Linked DNA regions of Mus musculus: region 2 is linked to region 1. Evidence: chromatin loops called from intact Hi-C (ENCODE). Cell type or tissue: heart. All regions are shown on one strand. Each heading gives the region's core, and the rest is flanking DNA. Links, peaks and the distances in the headings are about the cores only.

Region 1 (8,338 bases), core at 1-8,000:
CACCCCCCCCACGGAAGAAGGCTACAGGAAACAGTAAGGAATAGATTGTCTAGAAAAACAACCCGCCCACACAACTTCAAATGAGACTATAGGAAGGTTGAGTCATTCTAATTAATCTGGAGAAACCACAAATTTACTTTTAGATTTTAGTTTTAGAAATTTCTCAAAGTTTTTCACTATCCAAAAACCCAGACTATGTCCTGGTATGTAAACATCAAAGTACCTGCAGAGAGCTTGGGTCATACTCGCATCTTTTACATTTGGGTCGGTGGTTAGGCTCCTGATGAGGACTGTGATCATCTGCAGAGGAATATGCTGCACCAGGCTTGCCAAGGCAACCGAGGGCTCAAAGGATGCATCTAGTTGTTAAGTTAAAAAGACAGACAAATATGGCATGGAGATTAAAAGTGAAGTACTAGTGCAAGGGAGAAAGGAAACACACACACACACACACACACACACACTAAAGGTGCTCTAGGAAGTTATGTTATACATCATGGGTAGACTCTAAATCGAAAGTTAAACCATAAAAGAGAGGTTAAGAGGAAATAGCAATAATCACTCATTCTATAGCCACATCACTAAATTAGAAAAACTATTGTTAAGTTTTTTCAATAAGCTACTTTGTTGTTAATAGTACATTTATGGGTTTAGATAATACTTTAGAAAGCAGTAATCGGGGGTGGGTAAGAACCAGTCACATATTCTAATTTCCATGTCAGAGGCTCATATTATAGTAGTCATTACACTGCTGTGATACTTGAAAAAAATTTTAAGAGTAGAAATTAAGGCGAAGGGGGCTGGCTTTGCTTATATAAAATGTAAGGCATCAAGATGGTCTGCTTCAGTAGGCCAGTGAAAGACTTGGAAAAAACTTGTAACAGCTATGACAAACTACAAGTACGATGGCAGGAAGGGGAAGCAAATGCCCCTGGTATCTATTAAACACATCAGACTATGGGAGCCTTTAAAGCTCAACCCTCATTTCTGGCCAGGGTAAAAAGGGGCAGCTCCACTAAGTTCAGTCTCACTCTGGCTGTGAACCTATTGTTTCACAACTGCCAGACTCTAAAGCACCTTCAAGTACAGGCACAGACAAGGTTCTAGGTGAGGTTTTCTAAGACCTTTCCCTAGTTTTTGAGGATGCAGTTCATGATAAAGACAAGACAGATTACTTACTACCTAAGCTGTCACACTTGTCTTCATGCTCCCTGGATCTCCTGTCACATACACTGTCGTGAAGTGAAATGCTGACATTTAAAAAACACTACATGGTATACCGGGACAATAATAGATTGTGCGCGACTCATGAATTAAAAAAAAATGAGACCACCAGAAAACAGGAAAAAAAAAAACCCAACAAGATACCCTTCAATAAGATGATAGGTTACACACAGTAATAATAACTCCCTGCGGCAAGCATCATATATGACCATTAGTCAGTAATGACTAGAAGCTTTTCATCCTGGCTGTCAGCCTGTAAGAATTCCAAAACTGGAGCAGAGGTGGTGTAATTAAATGACTTGTTCAGTGACAAAGGTCTTTGGACTTAGGCATCCTCAATGTTTTGGCTCCAGCGTACCATTCTGAACAAGGCAGTGAAGAGGAGTAACATTTTGCATAAGGGTATTTAGTTTTGCTCTCCATCAAGAACGTCTCTTACTGGAGGAGTTACTCTAATAAAATAGGCTACCTGGCCTCTTTCAGTACCCCCAAAGAGAATGCTTCCGGGGGGGAAAAAAGCGCACTGTGTTGATGAGACACACGTGTTGAATTTCCAAGACACACTTTTCTGAAATAATGACCCTTACCTGTGGAAGAGATGCTTGCAAAAACTTCTTGCAGAGAAGGTAGCAGCGTGGAGGGCTCAGCCTTCCAAATATTCTGTAGTAAGGTACTCACTTTCGTTACCTGGGAGACATACTCCCGTAGTTCCTTCTCCTGAGTGGACACGCACTGGAAATGACCTATCGTTCGAACCAGCTGTTGACAGAAGGTAACTGACAGTTTCCCTTTGGGGACGCACTGCACGAAATCGGTCAGGAGGTCGCTCAGCCGGGCACAGAGCACTGGCTCCGGCCTCTCGCAAACCATTCGCAGGACCTCCACCTGGAGCAGGCTGAAGAGATCCAGCACCGACGGGCAGCTCATAATCAGCTTCAGGCCGTTGTGAATGTAGTCCAGGATGGCGACGTCCTTCCTGTCCACTGAGTGGTAGCCCTGCTGAAGGAGGCCCAACACGAAAGTCTTGTTGAAGAAGGACTCGAACTCCGGCCGGTGGTACCGCGCGTAGGCCTCCAGCACCTGGTGGCCCACTTGTCGCTGGAAAGGGTCCTGGCCCTCCAGGATGAGGCGGGTCGTCAGGTCAAACATGGCCTCGCACTGCGCCTCGTCGAGCCAATGCTCCGCGAACTCCACCACCTTCCGCACAATCATCCGCTTGAGGGGCAGCGGGTGCGAGGAGCTCACCAGGCCTTCCAGAATCTTGTCCATCGTCGCCACTCTGCAAGGCCAGGCCCTGGGGATAAAGAGCTGGCAGCGGCAGCCCCGGGGGGCAGCAAAGCGCCCCGGCGGGGAGGAACTTGGAGCCAACCAGCAGCAGGACCGGCCACCGCCACCGCCGCCTCAGCAGCCACATTTATCGAGTGGGAAGGCCCATCCGAGCCGGGACGGGAGCGAGCGATTCTGGGACGCCGAAAGGCTGCGGGTCCCCGCGGTCCGCCTCAGGGGCCGGAGGTCCGCATAAGGCTGCCTCGCTGGGCCCGCGACCTCTCCCAGCCTCCGGGCGCAGGGACCCTCCAGGCTGAGCTGGAAGGTGAGGAGCGCCTTCGTGTCCCGGGTCAGTGCGGAGCCCCGGCTCCCGCGGGTGGGCAGTTAAAAGTCGCCCTGGGTTGAGTCAGGAGGCACTGTCAATGCGAGTACCTCGATCTGCCAAGGAGAGGAGCCGGAGGCGCGGAACACCCTGAACCCGGAAGCAGAAATACTGGCGAATAGGAAGTGAAGCTCCGAGGTACAGCGGATAGGTCCGCCCTCGCCCCGCCCACTTTTTTCCGGTCCTTTCCCGGCTACGTTCGACCCATTTCCTGCTGGCCCCGCCCCTCCCCCTTCTCCATGTAGCTCCTCCCCCGATAGGCCGCGCCCCCTTCCCTGGCGCGCAGGCGCAGAGGCACGGAGTGAGTCACGCGGCCACTCTCACGTCACTGGAGACTGTGTGGTACGTCACTGGCGGACTTCCGGAGGCGCTGCTCAGGGAGCCTACTCTGAGCTCTGAGGTTCTTGTCGCCGGACGTGGATTCCGTCAGTGGTGAGGGTTAGAAACTCAGAGACCACTCAGCGCGAGCGAACCGAGAGTCTATACTGAGCCGCCGGCGACTGCCGGGGGGAAACCCTTCTCTCAGAGCAGCCGGAAGAACGCACTGTGCAGGGAGCTGTAAAAGGCAGAGAACACGGAAACACTACTTCCTTGTTTGCCGTTGGCAGGGAAATAAAGTAAGCAAGCAGCTTACTAGAAGCCCAAAACGTGCAGTTGCCTGAGGCATTTCCCCGAGTTTCTAGGACAGAGTTGGGGTACAGGACTTTTCACTTTCATCAGGGAATGATGGTGTCAGTTTCCGGGTAAACCAAAGATGGCTCCACCTGAGACAAAATGGAGGAACTTTTACTATGTCATAGTCTGAGACATGTTGCTTATGAAGACAATTCGAGGAAGTGCTATTAATTGTTTAAAATCTTGTGTCTGAGAAAATTTTGGAAACGCGAGAAGAGCACTAGTTGAGGAATGGAGGAAAGTATAAGAAAACAAACAAACAAACAAACCAAGCTTTGGGGGAAATCTTTCTAAAGACCTTGTTAGGCCCAGACATACTCCAATGCCTTAAATGGCTGGGTTTTTCCTCTGAAACAATTGCTAATGTAGAGAGAGTACTGGTGGCTCATATATTTAGTGGTGATTCAAAACAAGGTTGTTGTAAGAATAGATTTTTTAGCGGGTGGTGGTGGTGCTCGCTTTTAATCCCAGCACTTGGGAGGCAGAGGCAAGTGGATTTCTGAGTTCGAGGCCAGCCTGGTCTACAGAGTGAGTTCCAGGACAGCCAGGGCTACACAGAGAAACCATGTCTGGAAAAAATAAAAAATAGTGAGCTTTTGTATTCAGTGTTCAGTGTATAAGCAAGATCCTTCTCAGCTAAATTTAGACCCAGGCATAGTGGCATACACCTTTAATCCATGGAGATAAGGCCAAGCAGATCTCTGAGTTCAAGGCCAGCCTGGGACAAGCAGGTTCTAGGTGAAGAGCTTAACTCCAGGCCTGGTGGTACATGCCTTTAGTTCCAGCATTACAAGAGACAGCCATGTAGGTCTCTGAGTTCATTTCAGGAAACCCAAACTTAGGCAGAGAGGGAGTTAGAAAACAGAAAGCTGATAATAGAACATGGTGGAGGTGGGAGGACACATTCCAGCTTCAGCAAGCAGCAGAACTTGGCAGCTTTGGCCATGTGGCTCTGGCTTTAAAGAAGGGATTACTGGGACAATTGATGCTGGTAGCTGGAGCTAAGAAATTAGTGGTGATTACGAAGAGACCAGCGTCACTGAAGTGAAATCTTCTGGGAAGTGTTTTCTGAGAGCACAAAGAAACTGTGTTCCAGAGATAGCCAAGGCTAGATCTCGAGCTGCAGCTCTACGTGGTAATGTGTAAGGGTCACCCAGGTGGTTTTGAAGGCGTGAAGTGATCAGAAAGAGCAGCTGAGGCTTAGCACTGTGCAAGGCCATGGATGGCCATTGGTGAAGGTGCCACCCCAGTTGTAGTTGATGGCCCAGAACTGAGTCATGCAAAGAAGTTGAACCATGAAGAGAACCTATGAGAGGCTATTGGTGAAGCCTAGCTGCAGCAGAAGACCCCAGTGTGTTGTAGATGCTAGTATCATAGGATGATTGCCAAGAACAGCAGTAGCAGTGAAATACATCAACCTGAGTTTAGAGTGCTACAGAGGGCAGAACTGGAGAAGTGATGGCAGCCCTTTGGAAGAGCCCAGAAGAAATGAGAACTTATAGTAAAACAAAAATAATCATACACAGATGTTTACAGGAGGTTTATGTGTAATAGTCAACAATAATGGTAATCAATGGAATGGTTAAATTGGATGAATAAACTGGTTCATTGAAAACATCAACAAGAAAATGCAACAGGCTTGATAGGCATACCCACTTACCAGATCTCAGGGGCATTATTCCAAGTTAAAAGAGGCAACCTCCAATGGCATACTCCTAAAGTTCCTTTATATAGTATTGTCAAAAATAAAATTTTTAGAGATGAAAGATGTGATTATAAGGGTTTATTTAGGATGGTAGAGAAGAGTGGGTATAAGTATGAAGGAGTAGATTGATTCATTGTGATGGGCAGGTTCTCCACCTTGATAAAATGGCATATAACTATAATATACATACATATATACATACATACATACATACATACATACATACATACATACATACATACATCACACCGATGTCAGCTTCCTGAATTTTATATTGTGCTATATGTAGGTAGTGTGTGAAGTGAAAATTATGGTTTCTTCGGAAAGTCAGTTGTGTCAGATGGTGTTTTGCTGGGTCAAACATGTAACCTCCCTCAACCTTGAAGCAGGCTGATCCAGACTTTGACCTTGCTGCCACTAAGAAGGAGATTACCTAGGGTTGAGCCTTCTGACCTTGATGGCTCTATTTGCTCTTCTCCAAGACTCTGCTTCCTGCTGAAAGGTCCTGGAGACGTTCCGGAGACACACCCTGTAGATCGCCTACGGGCTGGCTCCAGGCACCAAGAATGGGCTGGTGGGGGATGGGCTTACCCTCTTTATAAGCACGGACTCTCAGTAAACTTCGGGGGGCCTTGAACAGAAACATGTCTTGGTCTCCATTATTTCTCTGGTCATTCTCTCCCATACAGCTCAGACCTCCCACTCAGGAACCCAGTTAGTGTGGCCGCAGGCTACAGGCGGCCTACACAAACATGGAGTGTTTTTCTGAAGCAGACACAGGATGCTTTGCTAAAGCAAGCACATGAAAAGGGTGTGTGATGAAGGATTTTTCACTAATGGCACACATGTATTGGTGCCTTATATTGCATAGCTGAGCTTCATTTGTCGTGATTCCATAGAGAGAAATGAACAAAAAAACTTCTGATAGTGTTCTGGCGGCTTCTTGCCACTTCCACGGACTTGATAGAGTGATGTCAGGTGAGACAGACTCACATGCTGAGGCAAAACATGGTGAGACAAGATCCATGGAGGACACATGTTTGGAGGGAGAATTAAATGGACTTAACAGACAGTGACCCGAGGCTCAAAAGCTCTACAATGCATTTTGGTCTCAAGTCTTTTGCTGAGGGAGGTATGGCAAAGAACTTCTCCTGACCTAATTGCTCCTGCTGACTGGTGCTGATTTGGTGGAGGCCTGGCTCTTTCTGCTAAGTTGTGCCACCACTGCTGACACTACTCAACTGGATTGCTGGTATTTCTGTTAAGTGTTTGTGAGTGGATTGAGCTGCTGACTCCTCTGAACTGAACTGCTGATTTCTTGACAGTGCAGATGGGATTTGCTCCAAAGAGCAATTTCTAAATGATACACTTCTATGTCTTAATAACCTTTCTTTTATATTACCTCCAGTGGGTGGTGAGCTAGAAGGAAGGTTAAAGGATTTAAGAGCCATTATTAAAATTAGGGTTGAGAAATACTGAAATTACAGATGTGTAACACTGGGGGAACTGGAATGAAGGGTTAAAGGGATCTCCCTATTTGTAACTCTGTAATCCTCTTAAAAATTGAGACAAATGACCTCTCACTCTCATATCTAATCTTAGTAGGTAAGCAGCCAGAGCTTATGGTTAGGTGATCCTGCTGCACTCTCTATTATTTTCTAAGGGGAAAAAAAAAACCCAGCCTGTAATATATAGAAATGGTGATGCTGGAGCTTCCCAAATCATTCTTCAAGAGCAAATGTAGACAAGACTGTGCTTACATTCCCCACTGATGGACTGAAATTTCCCCCTTATCTACTTATTTCTACTCATCATTAAAGTAAAAAAGAGCTAAGAGTTCTTTGTAATAAAGATTCTCAAGTGTCTGGGCCTTACTCCCTGTAATATGGAATTTCTGATTGTAAGGAACATGTTGTAGGTTACTTGAGATACCATGATAATGTACCACAGGCTGGGAGGCTTAAACAACTGAAATGCCTTCTTCCCCAACTCTGGGTGCTGGATGTTTAAAATCAGGTTGCAGCAGACCATTTTCTGTTTTCACCTTGCTATGTCTTCATGTGGACATTCTTCTTTGTTTGCAAGGAGAAAGAAAATTTTCTGCTGTATCTTTCCCACTCCACTTCTTTCTTTCTTGTCTTATAAAAATAGAACAAGGATTATGTGGGGAGAGTATGGGATCCAGAGAGAGATGAGAGGTGAGATCAGGAAAGGATATTGAGAGGGAGAATAAAAACAAATATCACGTTATTTCTTAGCGTGTGGAAAGTAGATTATATATATATATATACACATGTATATATACATGTATATATATCACATATATAGTTCACATATATATGTATATACACGTGTGTGTGTGTGTGTGAAAGCAGCAGTGCAACTAACTGTGGGAAGGAAGAGGACTATGGGAAGGAGGAGGGCCAAGAGAGAGCATGGGGGTTAAATATGAGTGCGTGTATTTTCATGTATATATGAAAATATCATGATGAAACCCATTCTATATGCTAAATAAAATTAATTTAAAAGGCTTAGTAAAATAAATAATAATGACAAATCCAAAAGCACACCAGTTTTACTAGATTAACTGCTACCTTTAATTATATTTTAAAGGCTTTATCTCCAAATATGATCACACGGAGAGTAGAAGCTCAACATACAGATTTGGGAGTTAGCTTTTGGTGGGCAAAATGTAGTCCATAATGGAAATCAGTTTTCCCAACTGTGTGGCCTAACTTTGCTCATATCTGAAAAAGAACCAATTTTTAAATCAGATCAATGTATCATCGGTGATATTACATTTTAAGTTGTGGTAGAGCTCAGAAATCTGAAAATTTAGTACTCTTGATGCTAACTCATAAGCAGGCCTGAGTACATTAATTTAAGGATCTTCTTGGACTATATTATAGATCAGAAAAAAGTACAACAGGTTAAATCAATTATTGATATAGCTACAGGTTTTATACTCCTTGGTGTATAACTGCAATTAAGTAGTGTGTGTGTGTGTGTGTGTGTGTAATAGTAAAGATAGAAACTCACTTTGAAAGATTTAGAAATTGAAGACATCTTAAAATTCCAGACTGAGA
Region 2 (8,338 bases), core at 339-8,338, 520 kb before region 1:
TTTCATGAACAAAGGTCCAGTTCTCATCAGTTTGTCCTTTTCCTGCAGCTACAGAGAATTTGAAATTTTTTTTTGGTTATGTGTGTAACAGCCCTACTGACAGGCTGCCTGGGTTCAGATCTTAGCCCTACCATATTCTGTGGTAATAGTACATGAAACCATGATGAGGAATGAATATTCACCCACGAGAATAAGTAAGCATGGTAAGGAACCAATGCCTTTTCACGAATGTAATGCCCTTGTCAGAAGCAAGAGTGATAGAGTCAACAGAAAGCAAGATAATGAGTAAAACACACACACATAATTAGAGAGGAAACTCACTTTCTTGAGCTTATCTGAATCTCAGGACCTAAGGATAGGCTTACATCTGTTGTTATACTAACCCAACAGTTTCTGTCCCCCTCCCCACCCACCCCCAACACACACACACACACAAACTACCGTAAGAAAGGTAAATCAGAAAGCATTAGGATCTATAGTTTGAGTATTTAATGAAATGTGACTGACCCTTTGGGGCTCATTTTTAAGAAAATTTGTCATTCAAAGTGACTATCAGCTATTTGCCATTGATAATTCTGACACCTAATAAAACTACTTCTCTGGAATTGGCAAATTGTAAGAGTGGAGGGAATAATTATCCTCTAGAAGTGTCTCACACTGGCACCATAGCCACAGTGTGTGTGTGTGTGTGTGTGTGTGTGTGTTTCTGAGTTGAAAAATCCAGTACTCATTCCATAGGTTTCTAGCAGTCTTGACACAGTAAGTATGCTTACTAGTGGTCATTAATAGCAAATGAAACATAATAACAAGGAAAAATATAATAATGTGGGGGAAAAAAACACCTCAGCACAGTTAAAAGTCTGCTGCTCATAACTGGCATACCTGGGGGAGAGGGGAGAAAGACAATACTCGAAAATATTTTAAAAAGTCAGTTTTTTAAATGGCTAAAAGTTATCAGCATACACATTTATGAAGCTAACAGATCTCCAAGGAAATTACCTTCAGGCACATCACAATCTAAAGCAAAACCAAGTCTTGAAAACAGACATCAAAGCCACATAGTATGGGAGCTGGAGGGATTGCTCAGTGATATAGAGCACTTTCCCTTTTGCAGAAGACCCAGGTTTGGTTTGCAGAACCCACATCTGGTGGTTCATAACTCCCTGTAACTTTCGTCCCAGAGGTTTCTATGCCTTGTGGCCTCCAAGGATACCTACTTGTATATCCAGGCCCTGCCAAAGTTTGCTTCCTACTGCTATCCTAAACACTATGAACAAAGGCAACTTCGGGGTGGGACAGGTAAAAGTGGATTAATTTGGCTGACCCATCCCAATCATAGTCTATTTTTGAGAGAAGTGGGGGCATAAACTCAAACAGGAGCAGAGCCTGGATCTATGGAGCTATGGAGGAAATCTGCCTACTGCCTTCCACTCTATGGTTTGCCCGCTTGCTTTCATACAACCTAGAACTACTTGCCCAGGGGTGACACCACCTGAAGTGGGCTGAGCCCTCCCACATCAATCATTAATCAAGGGAATGCTCCCACAAACTTAACTACAGGCCAATTCAATGGAAGCACATTCCCAATAGAGGTTCCCTCTCCCCAGATGACCATAACATGTGTCAAGGTAATAACGTCCTAACCAGCACAGACCCACAAATATACACCTAAAGTAAGAAATGCAGTGAAAGTAAAAACACGCAGTATCTTTGGTGAAGGAACAGCAAGGCCAAGGACCAAGTTTTCAGCAGAAATTATAGAGGCCACAAGGTAAGGTATGAACTGACATTACCTAAAAAAAGACATGAATGTGTCAAGCATCTTATAAAACTGATTAAGATGCAGGGCTGGAATGTTAGATGCTGGAGAGTAGTTACCCCAAACTGTTTATCTCTCAAAGAAGCCCTGTATGCCCACCTCTATGTGTGATATGACGCTCTTGTATTGGGTAAACCCTTTGGGAATGTGTAAGCAAGCACCCAGCTTCCACTGGCCCAAAGGCTTAGAATAAATGCAACTGAGGACTACAGCAGGTTCCCCACTCGGCTAGACCCCACCTACCTCGTGCTTCCACCAACACATTGTACAAAGGCCATGGCTTAAGACTTTCTTTTTTTACTACAAACACTTCATGAGATTGTTTCCACACTGGAATGTGGTATTTGTAGGTAACCTACATATATGCTCCCAGGCTACAGTCACTCATATTTAGGTCTGAAATAATCTCCTATTCCCTTTGAGGTGAGAGAGGTGTCTTTGACTTCAACAAAGAATGCACTTTTAAAGTAACAAAAGAAAATCATAGACACTTACAAATCTGTACAAAGTTAGAGTATCCTTCAAAAACTAAAGAAAAACGAAAAGCATTTAAATCCAGAAACTGAATAAATTCTTCTCTGGGATGTTATCAGAAAACCTTTCTTAAAATATAATGTTGGGACTCTGGAGAAAGAAGGAGGTAGACCTTTCCCTCTTCCTCCACTCTCAACTCCAACTGGACATTCTCCTTCTAACTTCTACAGGAGACCACCAGCAGAGGTCCCTCTTTCATCTCTGCCTCCTCTAATGAATTTCAAAGATCTCCTCTGGCTATCTTATCCCAACACCAAACTCCAATATACAACTATAACCAGAGAAGCAAGTAGACTCACTGCAGACATTCATCTAGCCAACCTCTGTCCTAAATCTAATCCCCAGTCTCATCTCTAATGCTGCAGAGACCACCTGCCATGGCCCTCATTGGATCACACAAATCTTTCCATCCAGAACTCTCTCCCTGGACTCATGGCATTATCTGATGCCCTAGCCCCAGCAGGCATTTCCTGGGAACCCACAGACCACTCAAGCCAAGAAAGCAGGTAGGCTGGCTGTGGATCCTGACCCCTCCCTCCGTTCTTCCCAATCCATCCTCCATTTTCATCCCTGAGTTGAAGCCTGTCAGAACCACAAAGAAGCAAAGACTAATCTGTTTTTTTGTCTCCATTTACTATCCTGTCAAAACCACACACACAAAACAAAACAAAGAATAATCTTGTTTTTTTTCCATTTAATACCCTGTTTTTTAATTGAAGTATACCTCCTTTTGATCAATGATGAATAAATTCATCCTTAAAGAAATCTCACAGCTTCCTATGGGAATAAGCATGGGCTATGTTGCAAACTTGTCCACTCCTTGGCTCTTGCGTCTGCCCCCTTCCTCCCCAAGTGGGTCATTTTGAGTGTCATATGTGTATAATCTTGCGTTTCCTTAAGTTTAAAAAAGCATTTGGATGAAGAAAATAAAACAGGAAGTAGTTTGAACATTCTATAGGAACACAGAGACAAGGTGCGAACTCCCGTGGGAAAAAAAAAACCATAAAAGTCTCGCCCTCCTGTTGAGATCGGCAGGAATCACCTGTAGCAATCATCTGAAGCAGAGGTAGCTGGCAGATACTCGTAGGCAGAAATGAACGGCTAAAACAAGGACGATAGACGTCGGACAGAGCTCAAGGATCCAAACTATTTTCCTCCTCTCCAACATCGTAGCTTGTGTTTCTGCATGGCGCTGCAGTGACTGGCCCAATACTACTTAGAGAAAAGTAGCCAAGCACATACAGAACCAACCTGATGAGATCTCTGTCAGATTGCATGTCTCAAACACAATTGTTTAATCTTCAGACGCTGGCTCAAAATTCTCAAAACACAGTTGTGCTTGCCTGACACATTTGTGGGATGTAAGTCATAGATACGACCTGATGATACTCCTGGACAACGAAGAGGAAGGGAAAGACTTGATGTTTTCTCCAGTTGTGTTTTCTTGTTTTGTTTTGTTTCCACATTTCGTTTCTATTATGCAGAACAGCCACTAGAGGTCGCCACGTGTCTCCATTTCCACACACTCGAATTTTCAACCTGAGAAGCCACCAGCTTTTGCATTTCTTTAAATTCGGGGGCGGGGGGGGAGGGGAGGACGCATCAAGGACACCAGAAAGAACCGCAATTCTCTATTAGCTGGTGGTCAGCTCCCGCTCCGCAGCTTAATAAGGGCTGATTTCCAAAGACTTTCGAATCAAAGCTACTCTTCTCCTATGTCCTGAGCCCAAGCCGGTATCTGCCTGGAGTTTGTCTCCGCTGTGGTCGGGCTTCCTGCTTCTGCTCAGCGCTACACACACTCCCTTTATGCTTTCAGGGTGACTGGGGTTTGCCTGGTCTTGTTTTCTAGCGTTTACTTTTGTTATTTGGGGATTGCCTCACGGTCACTGAGCAACAGAGCATTTTAAAGCATTGTAAAGCACGTAACTGCTTTTATAGCCACACGGACACTGCAGTTCAGTTCGAATTCCACTTTCCTGGAAGATTTCTCCCGACTCACGTTTCTTTCATTACTCTTTGAGCTGTCACGAGCTTGACAGCCTTTCAAACCTCAGAGTTCGCAAACATTGTGTAAAGTTTTCAATGCATGCAGTTCGTACACAAGAAGCCACTTTCTTAAGGGATCATAGGGACCCCCGCATTAGAAACACTCCTACTCTCCAAGTCCAGCGCCTGCCCTGACCTCTGCAGTCTCTATGTCCAGTTGAGTGGTCCTTGGTGCTGCCTTGTGGTGCTCACTTCGTTTACATGAAGTAAATTTAACACAGCAGGCAATTCTTTGGAACAAAGATTTTAATTCCACTCTGGTCCTCGCAGTTATGCAGACCTCTAGTTATCTTTATTAACAGACACTAAATAATGTTGCATCATTTAAATGCTAGCCAATGTGTGTCAACGGATAGAGGCCCCGGGAAGGTGGGCCTGAGAGATACCAGGAGGTAGGCAAGGCCTTCCTAAGGCTGACAGACACTCCCAGTATGACCGAGAGCACAGCTGCTGTGACAACATCAGGTGAGTGAATATTTTCAGCTTGATGATATTTTATTCTCGATGACTTATTTAAACTATGAATTGCCCCAATGCTGGTTTTCTTACTTAACTGAACCAATGACTGAGTAGTACATTCAGTTTCAGTCTGGAGGGTGTGTTTAAATAGGATTCAGCTAGGGACAGGAGTGGCACACTGCAGCCCACAACCATTTGTGCCTGAATAGCAGTTCCCCAGTCTAAGAAATGCCTTTGATTCTAACCCTAGATAGCAGTAAACTTGTATCAAGTGTAAGTAATATCGTTACATAAATAACCATGTTACTTCGCTTGGGGCTATGAAGAGACTTATTTCTAAGCTAAGGTTAACTGGTGAAGGTTAGGGTAGACTTATGCCCTTTCTTTTTCAAAACTAGTATAACCAGTTTCTCCTGCTGAGAGGAGACAAGCTGTCAGCATGAAACTGAGGGGTTTCTCTTTGTGGAACTGTTACTACTGTTACTAAGAAAACAACAACAAAAACAACAATAACCACAAAAACCTTTCTAATTGCTCTATGGCTGGGCTGAATCCAAAGTAATATGTTTTTAAAATAAATTAATATAATTTAATTTAATTTATTAAAATAATTTAATTTATTAAAATAATTAAAATTTTAATTTAATATTTTTAAAATTTTAATCGAAATTTAAATTTTAAAAATTATTAAGATAAATTGATATAATAAAATAAATATAATATAAAATAAAATAAATATAATATAATATAAAATAAAATATTTTAAAGTAGCCTTACTTTTGGCCTCCTGAGGATATTTTAAGCCATGTTCTCTCAAACACAGTGAGTGACTCTGTGTTAGAAACACATAGCCCAGGCGAGGGGGGGGGGAGCATATTTCATCCATGGCACAGCTACGGCCTGAGTCAGGGTGGACAGCAGAGAAGTGCTGAGCTCTCTGTAGGACACTGGGTGAGATTCAGTCTCCCTGGCAGAGGGTATGAGGCAAGCGTTAGGAACACGGGCACAATGTGGGGCCTAGTAAACACAGAAGTGGATGATCACAGTCAGCTATTGGATGGGTCACACGGCCCCCAGTGGAGGAGCTAGAGAAATTACCCAAGGAGCTAAAGGGAACTGCAACCCTATAGGTGGAACAACAATATGAACTAACCAGTACCCGGGAGCTCTTGTCTTTAGCTGCATATGTATCAAAAGATGGCCTAGTCGGCCATCACTGCAAAGAGAGGCCCATTGGACTTGCAAACTTTATATGCCCCAGTACAGGGGAACGCCAGGGCCAAAAAGGGGGAGTGGGTGGGTAGGGGATTGGGGGGGTGGGTATGGGGGACCTTTGGGATAGCATTGAAAATGTAAACGAGGAAAATACCTAATTAAAAAAAGAAGAAGAAAAAAAGAGATTGCTAAAAAAAAAAAAAAGGAACACGGGCACAAGAAACAGAAGTGAATTCAAATCTAAGTCTGGTATACCTGAGGCAAATCATTGGCCCTATCTTGGCCTCATCTATAAAATGCAGGCAATGCTGATACTGATCTCGTAATAACCGCATAAGGGCTGAGCTAAGTACCATTAAAATAGGTGCTCGCTATGGTAGCCATGACTAGCCATAGTAGTACACCATGATGTCTCTGTATCATGTGAGGTCCCTGGCTGCCTTTGTATTTCAGTCCACCCGACTAGAGCTGTGATCAGCAGAACATGTGGATATCAGGTATCTTTGGGTGCTCATTTCACACCCTTTCAATATATAGCCACGGATAGAATGACTGACTGTGTAATATGTTTGGGGTCTCCACAATGTTGCGACAGTGACTTCTTTATAAAGTTTACTTTTATTCCACATCCTCAGAACTTTTTTTCTTTTTTTAAAGAATACCTGTTGCAGCTGGGGAGCATGCTGTGATCCCAGCACTCAGAGGCAGAGGCAGGAGGATCTCTGTGTGTCTGGTCTACATAGCATGACCTGTGTCAAAGCAAAAAGTTAGCGAGATAGCTTTATAACTCAGAGTCCTTGTTCTCTTGCTGAGGCCCTGAGTTCTGTTCCCAGATCCTCCAGAGCAGCTTACAACCATTGCAGCTCCAGTCTTAAGGTGTCTGATGCCTCTTTGGGACTCCACCAGCATTGTGACCTTCTGCCAGACAAATAGTTGACTAATCTTATGCCACTCTGCAGGCTGTGGGAAGCATATTTAGAATAACTTTCCTGATTTTTCTTTACAGGTCATTCTCTTACAACCACCTTCCATATACCTTCAAGTCAACATTACCAAGAAGAGCATTCACCATCATTGTCAGGATCAGGTAGGAGCTATAAAACATAGGTGCATATTACACATTTCCATAGTGAGGAGCACTTGTTGCTCTTGAAAACTAGCGTTTCCAGAACCCACATAGCAGCTCACAGCTGTCTGTAACTCTAGCTCTAGAGGATCTCCTGCCACTGCTGCCTCCCACAGGCACCAGGTACATAAAGGGGTACACACACACACACAGAAGCAAACACTCATCCCCATAAAATAAAAATCAATAAATGTGTTTTTAAAAAGTAACCATCGTAACTGGAGGTGAGATGGCAGTCCCCTGTGGGCTGTGGGAAGCATTTTATCTAACTTCTCTCTTTTCTGTACAGATTCTCTTCTTCAAATAACCACTCCTGTGGTGGCTTCAACTGTAGGTAACCCAAATCAGCATTCAGCAACAATGTCAACACCAGGTAGGTTCTGCATTTTTGCATAATAGGTTTGTAGCCATTAGTATTTTATCTGAATCCCTAGTAAGATGTATATGCAATGTCTTCTGGGGTTAATGAACTGACATTAAAAAAAACAAATCAAACAGACACTCCAATGGTTGTCTCTGGGGGTAGGTTCCTGAATCTCTTGTCCCTGAGGATTTTTCCTAAGCAGAAATTTTTCTGCAAAGAGAATCAGTCACATTGTACACTGAAGAAACATTTAAAAGATTTAGAAAATCAAAATGAACGAACACAACCGCTGTGTCTTAGGAAGCCTATCCCGAGCAGAGCTTGCATTACAGTGGAGAAGACACATGACGATGCTCACTGTGCTGTGGTCGTTAGAATCAGCTTAGAGGTTCCTGGTGAAGCAGCAGAGGACAGAGCAAGGAGTCACAGTGGTCATGTCAGGCAGGGCTTGGTGGCACTCTCTCCTTTTAGTGTTTCAGTGAGTTTGTCTCTACTGTGAGGTAGATATTCATCCTCACACCTTCTGTTAACTAAAAGTATCAAAAATGGCTGTAATAAAACCTCAGGCCACCCCTCTGCTTGAACCATAACATAATGAGGTGGTGTTTGGGCCAATGCCTAATTCGTAGCCGTGAATGTCCCTCGCCCCAAGTATTACCTAGCTTCCCCCCCCCCCCCCGTTTCCTTGCCCCATGGGCACCTCAGCAAAGGTCTGTGAGAGGAGATCTAGCCCTTATCTCCTACTCAGACATGTCCTGAGATGTTTTAGATCAGG

What was found. A loop is a pair of places that touch in the nucleus more often than their neighbours do. Peaks named below come from ENCODE experiments on the same cell type or tissue, not always from the same donor. Only the 100,000 strongest peaks of a DNase experiment are listed, where the experiment ranks them.
Region 2: it touches region 1 in a loop (6-fold over the local background); 1 of 42 quality-filtered maps calls a loop at or near these places.

The regions. Positions count from the first base shown.
Region 1 is chr8:81,011,944-81,020,281 of GRCm38, forward strand. It overlaps Usp38 (ubiquitin specific peptidase 38), which reads right to left and starts at 2,963. Exons shown (of 10, transcript NM_027554.2): 1 at 1,812-2,963; 2 at 224-359. The coding sequence starts at 2,493. In heart, for the core only: no CTCF peak of the experiment used is centred there; DNase peaks (open chromatin) are centred at 1,998 and 3,108; H3K4me3 peaks cover 3,853 bases; H3K27ac peaks cover 2,043 bases.
Region 2 is chr8:80,489,224-80,497,561 of GRCm38, forward strand. It overlaps Gypa (glycophorin A), which reads left to right and starts at 4,822. Exons shown (of 8, transcript NM_010369.3): 1 at 4,822-4,864; 2 at 7,080-7,160; 3 at 7,489-7,572. The coding sequence starts at 4,831. RefSeq lists a cis regulatory region at 4,544-4,726. In heart, for the core only: CTCF peaks have their summits at 2,525 (motif pointing right), 3,839 (motif pointing right) and 4,038; no DNase peak of the experiment used is centred there; H3K4me3 peaks cover 2,250 bases; H3K27ac peaks cover 2,685 bases.